Linked DNA regions of Homo sapiens: region 1 is linked to region 2. The links are chromatin contacts, found by Hi-C or POLR2A ChIA-PET in ENCODE. All regions are on one chromosome and are shown on one strand. Each heading gives the region's core, a stretch centred on a gene start or an enhancer-like site at or near the end of the contact. The rest is flanking DNA. Distances are from core to core; before and after follow the strand shown. Region 1 holds the start of RRAS2 (RAS related 2). Region 2 holds the start of USP47 (ubiquitin specific peptidase 47).

What was found. Hi-C counts contacts between places; a loop is a spot of excess contacts on that map. ChIA-PET counts read pairs that join two places held with the same protein, here RNA polymerase II (POLR2A). Pooled maps may share reads with other maps.
Region 1: a loop to region 2 is called in a pooled map, with 16 times the contacts of the local background. The contact joins the promoter of RRAS2 here to the promoter of USP47 in region 2. A Hi-C loop is called at or near these places in 1 of 37 single-sample maps with no recorded cell type and 5 of 50 pooled maps. POLR2A ChIA-PET finds 5 or more read pairs at or near these places in 2 of 52 experiments (GM12878 and OCI-LY7).

The regions. Positions count from the first base shown.
Region 1 is chr11:14,357,825-14,360,633 of GRCh38, reverse strand. RRAS2 (RAS related 2) reads left to right here and starts at 1,451. Exons shown (of 6, transcript NM_012250.6): 1 at 1,451-1,871. The coding sequence starts at 1,764. RefSeq lists silencers at 1,352-1,851, 1,922-2,121, 2,162-2,281 and an enhancer at 2,522-2,621.
Region 2 is chr11:11,840,561-11,843,312 of GRCh38, reverse strand. USP47 (ubiquitin specific peptidase 47) reads right to left here and starts at 1,341. Exons shown (of 28, transcript NM_001282659.2): 1 at 1,089-1,341. The coding sequence starts at 1,127. LOC107984311 (a long non-coding RNA gene) reads left to right here and starts at 1,472. Exons shown (of 4, transcript XR_001748134.3): 1 at 1,472-2,138. RefSeq lists enhancers at 1,098-1,237, 536-1,399, 1,448-1,617, 1,400-2,265.

The sequences.
Region 1 (2,809 bases), core at 202-2,701, 2.5 Mb before region 2:
GCACTTTGGGAGTTCGAGACTAGCCTGGGTAACATAGAGAGACCTTGTCTCTTAAAAAAAAAAAAATTACCTGATCTTGATGGCATGTGCCTGTAGTCCCAGCTGCTAGGGAGGCTGAGGTGGAAGGATCACTTGAGTCCAGAAGTTGGAGGTTGCAGTGGGCCATGATTGTGCCACTACACTTCAGCCTGGGTGACAGAGGGATCTTGTCTCAAAAAAGAAAAAAAAAAGATTTTTAAAAAAGGAATTCAGGATGGGCTGGCCTGGATGGGTATTTTTGCTTGGGGTCTCTCACGCAGTTGCATTCAGATGCTAACAGGGGATGCCGTCATTGGAAGGCTCGATTAGGCTGAGTGTCCAAGATGTCTCACTTAGATGGCTGGCAGGTGATGCTGGTGATCTGGTGGGAGCTCAGTGGGACTTTTTTTTTTTTTTTTTAAATGGCATGTTGCTCCTGGCCATCAATCAGACTTCGACTGGCATGCCTACATGTAGCCTCTTTAGCATGGCAGTCTTATGATAGTCAAACTTCTGACTTTGTTCCTCCCGGAGTGAGAATACCAAGAGAACAGCTGCATGGCCTCTTCTGATCTAGCCTGGGAAATTAGGCAGCATCTCTTCTGCTGCATTCTACTGGTTCCAAATGAGTTACCAAGTGAAGTCCAAGAACTTGCAGTCATGTTCCAAGATTGCTGTAAATGCTTCCTGTGTAGCAGCACTGTTTTATGTGCTCATTTAATTCTTATTAAAAACCCCATGAGGCCGGGTGCAGTGACTCACACCTGTAATTCCAGCACTTTGGGAGGCCGAGGCGGGAGGATTGCTTGAGGCCAGGAGTTCAACCCCTCGCACTCACACTCCTCATATCCAATTACTGCACATTTGTCACACATAAACATAGCCACTATGACACTGTACTGACACATACAAAATCTGTCACATTCCGTCTTGCCCATGCAAGCTCAATCACTGACTTATTCTCCATGCTCAGCCACTGTCCCATTCTTCACACTGTCACAACCACCAGCCCATCACACACTCAATTACTGTGACACAGCTCTAATCCTCAATCACTGTCACATACTGTTTTTCACACAAATATGGTCACCATCTGTACTCTTAAAGCAGGGTATGTACTCTCCTATAAAATTGAGTTAATATGCCAACAGCCCTATTTTTCGCACACGCCGTCACATATTGTATTTTTCATCCACACAATCCCTTACATAGACAATTAGGGTGACACACTCTTTCTGCCTTCGTCCCACTCCCAACTGACACCCACTCCCACACTCTCACGCACTCGCTCACTGGCTAGGGATTAGAGCGGTGTGTCCGTGGGGGTCTGAAGCCCGGGTTACCTCCCGAACCTCAGCCCCAAGCGGCGCGGCCCCGCCCCTCCCCGCCCCCTCATGCATATGCAGCACCTCAGCCTGGCAGCCCGGCCCCCAGACGGCCATTTGTGGCGGCGCTGGAGGCTGCGTTCGGCAGGCGCTGCGGAGACGCGTAGAGGAGCGCGCCCCCCGGCCGCTGCCGCCCCTGGCCCGTGCCGTCACCCCGCTTCTCCGCGCCTCGGGCGGTACCCAGCCAGTCCCCAGCGCCGCGCTACCGCGCTGACCGGCCCTCCAGACGCCTCCCGGTACCCGGGACCCCAGCCCGGCCGCTCGCCCGCAGCCCGCCGGCCGCACACGTCCCCGGAGCCGGGCCTAGGGCGGGCGGCAGCGGCGGCTCGGCGCAGTCAGGCTGGGCTCTGTAGCGTCCCCATGGCCGCGGCCGGCTGGCGGGACGGCTCCGGCCAGGAGAAGTACCGGCTCGTGGTGGTCGGCGGGGGCGGCGTGGGCAAGTCGGCGCTCACCATCCAGTTCATCCAGGTACCTGGAGCGGGCCTGCCCGGGGCGCCGGAGCGGCGGCGGGCGGGGGCTGGCGCTACCTGTGGCGGGGCGGCCGCCGCGACCTCGCCCCAGAGGCGCCTCGCGGGCCCGGGCCGGGGCCAGGGGGCGGGAGGGCGCGGGGCCGACTACGCTCCTGCCCTGCGGCCGCAGCGTCGCGCTCCTGCCTCCTCCCGGGCGCGGCGTCGCGGGAGTAGGGCTTCTCAGGAATGTGGTCGGGAGGGCGGAGCTGGAAGGGTGGGAAGCACCGATCCACCTTATTGCTCTGGCCGAGGCCAGAGACCTCCGGGAGAGGCTGGGCCACCGAGCCGGGCTTTACTGCTCCGAGGGTCCGGGCGTGGGGCTGGAGCTGGAGCCCCGCGCGCTGCTTTTCCAGCCGCCTGCGGCCGCGCCTTCACCGTCGGGGCGATAGCGGTGGCAACTTGGCCGCGGCTCCGCGTGGTCTCCGGGCTTCCCCGCGCCGCCTGAGCCGGAGCTGCCCGCTTCAAGTACTGTGTATTTCTTTGTGTGTGTGTTACGCTCTTTTTATAAGTACTCTCTTAGGTAATATGTCCGGGTGGGAGTGTGTGATAATGCCCCGGGGAAATGGTGGCTTCTAGGAAGTTAAAAATGTTCTCTGATGGGGTGAGACCATTTCCTAGGAATTCCTGATGCCGTCCTGCTTCTCGCCGTGCCTAGGTGAAGTTTGGGATGGGCCGGGCTAGGATATGACCGAGTCGTGCGTTCTGTTTTCTAACCACCCTCTCCCCTACCCCCAGCCCTCTCTGGTTGCTAGAGACGGTAAGTCAGGGGTTTGTGGTAAAGAAAAGGGAGGTGGTATTCTTCCTTCTTAGAATTTGCTCTTGGGGAGAGGTTTGAGTAGTCTTTTTTGGGATTTTTAAAACACAAAGCCCCGATGTCTTTCTGCTTTTGTCAACCTA
Region 2 (2,752 bases), core at 92-2,591:
CTGGGAAAATACTTGTATCATACAGGTACATAACTCCAATAATATCACCCTTGCATACTGTCAGAGCTTGCTTAAGTAACAAAGAATTGCTACAAAACAAGTAAAACAGGCACAAAAAAATTTAAGAATCTGTAATGATCACTCATTAATTTCAAGATCGCACACAGTTAATTTCAATCCAACACTTGTCTCTATTTAAGGTATATGAGAAATAAAAATCCAAAGCATTAGCCTGATGATCAGCCAGTTAAAAATACACATTTGAATACGCCGAAGATATTTATAAAGCCAACAGAGATACTATTAATACGTTGAAATTCGCTGGCCAGTGCTGGATTCTACCCTAAATCTTCTACTACTATTCAAGAGAAGCCAAGTAGTCAAGGCTTCTCGTATCACTTGCTTTTAAGAATTTAAGAAGTCACTCAAATTGGCATACACAACCCAACCTCAAAAAAAAAAAAAAAAAAAAAGAGTTCAGCTCTCCATGTGGTAATGTTCTCCTATCTCCTTCCTTTACATTAATGTCCCATGTACTACTTTTCCACGATCTTCGGTAGGCCCCATTTAGGCAGGCCAATAGTACTACCAAGTAACAGGAGTTGAAAAAAGTCGTAACAGTTAAGTCTGCCCTCCCACAGATCTCACTTGGGTGTAGATTTCACAAGCGCTGAAAGCTATACGCTGCCACTGTCAAACCCAGAAGCAGCACCGTCACCCTGCCGTGCCCATAGGCAACTGTTCCAGAATGTTTTCTTTGAAATGATCTCTCCCGGCTCCACACGTTAAACAAGAACTTAAAAGGCCACCTTCTCCCCTAGAGCAGAACCTGATTCTTTCCCGTCCGCTCCTTTATTCGTCCAGCCCCATAAAACCCGAGGCGGGAGGTCCGCTCCCCGGCCCCTAGAGCCAGCGGGTCTCCCAACTGCTCGCCGCACCCACCGTCCACCCCCGACTGCCTCACGCCTCCTCATTCCCCCACAGCCGAGCCTGCACCCCGGCCGGGCCCGCAGCCGAACCCCGGCCCGGGCCTGTGTTGCCTCGAGCGGCCGCAGGCCTAAGGCCTAACCTCCTCTGGGGCCCCTCACCTCTTTCGGGACCAGTTGGTTCTCCTCGCCGGGCACCATCGCTGACTCCGGCCGCTCCTCTCCGCCCTGCCGGGGGAGGGTGGAGGGTGGCGGCGGCTCGCTAGCTCAAGAGAGAATGGCAGCGGCAGTCATCCTCTCCGCCGCCTGCGCTCCAGCAATAGCGGAGGCCTCAGCCTGGGCCTCAGACACCAGCGCGCAGACACCGACCCAGGGCTCCGCCGCCGCCGCCGCCGCTACCACAGCCGCCTTCGTCGTCGGCCCCTCCCCCAGCCCGCTGCAATCAATGGAAAAATGGCGGCGGCCGCTCTCGCGAGAATTCGGCCCGTCGGGCTCCAAGCCCGGCGCCTGGCGTCGGAGGTGGCCGGCACTTGTCGCTAGCTTCTAGTCACCTCGGCTCTTCCTCAGCCCCGGGAGGTACAGAATTGGCGAGACAGCCATGCAAACGCTTTTCGTTAGAGGAGAGCTGGACGTTCCATCTCGGGACTCCCTCTGCCGGCCGGGGAAGGACCAGGCCCACTGTCCTCCCTGCCTTCTCGGGCTCTTCGGACTCTCTGCCCTGCAGGGAAAGACTCGAGCCGAAAGCCCCATCTCTGACCCTAGCAACTCATACCCTTCTGGCTTCCCTTTAGCAAAGCGCCTGGACGTCATCCCCTCTTCAGATACCCCAGGCCTCGTCCTGGTAGAGACACCACCGCGGGCCACCTCCCGGCCCCCGCCCTTAGACACGGCTCTGGCCCTTCCAGTCAGAATGGACAGCGTTTTATTTGCTCCCGTTCACTCTCCTGACGTTCTTTTCCCCTCTCCCCACCCTCCCTCTCAAGGGCCCCCAGCTGGAGGGACCTCAGGGGCCACCCCCTGCTTGGGGAGGCAGCCACCCCTTCCCTTATGAAGCGGTGTCCTCACCGCCCGCCCCCCGCAACTACATTGGAGAGGCGCTCCCCTGCCCTCTTCCAGGGAACTTCCTTCTCCATCAGGGCCAAGTCTGAGACTGAGCTAGCCTTCCAAGAGTAGAGCTGCAGTATGCTTCAACCTGTGATCTCCGTTAACAAGGTTTTTAGAGAATTTTAATCTTCTCTAGTAGTAAGCATGGTGCTTTGTGTTATACTAAACAAAGTTTGCAGAAGTCATTTCTCCAAATCCTGCTTCCATTATGGAGACTCGGCGGGGCTCCTTCATGAAGACTTTTATGGATACAGTGATCTTACAGCATGCTGAGATAATATAATCTTGTCATGTTCCTAACACCCACAGCATTAACTGCCTGCACTTGTGTTCTCCAAACTTTTTTTTATTGTAATCCCGTTACCAAAAAAAAATCCATATACTTATATAAGTTTTATACGTGTCCTGCTGTGTGCAGAATTATAAAACATTTGTAAAATGTAAAAAGGCTAAGACAAAGATGACATAAACATTTAAAATAACTTAGTTATTTTCCATATTAATGGTATAAAAATCTTTGTTATTCTCACTAAAAATATTTAAGGAAATCAATATGATTGACTAGGTTTCGTTAGTTTTAAAAATCTTTAATACTTCGTGAAATAGTTATTAAAATATCTGATTGAACGTCAGGTTATTTTTGTACTTGGTTTTAATGGCTGTCATAAGCTGAAAAAAAGGTAACTCACAAAGATGTAGATCCTAAAGGAGGAAGTACATCT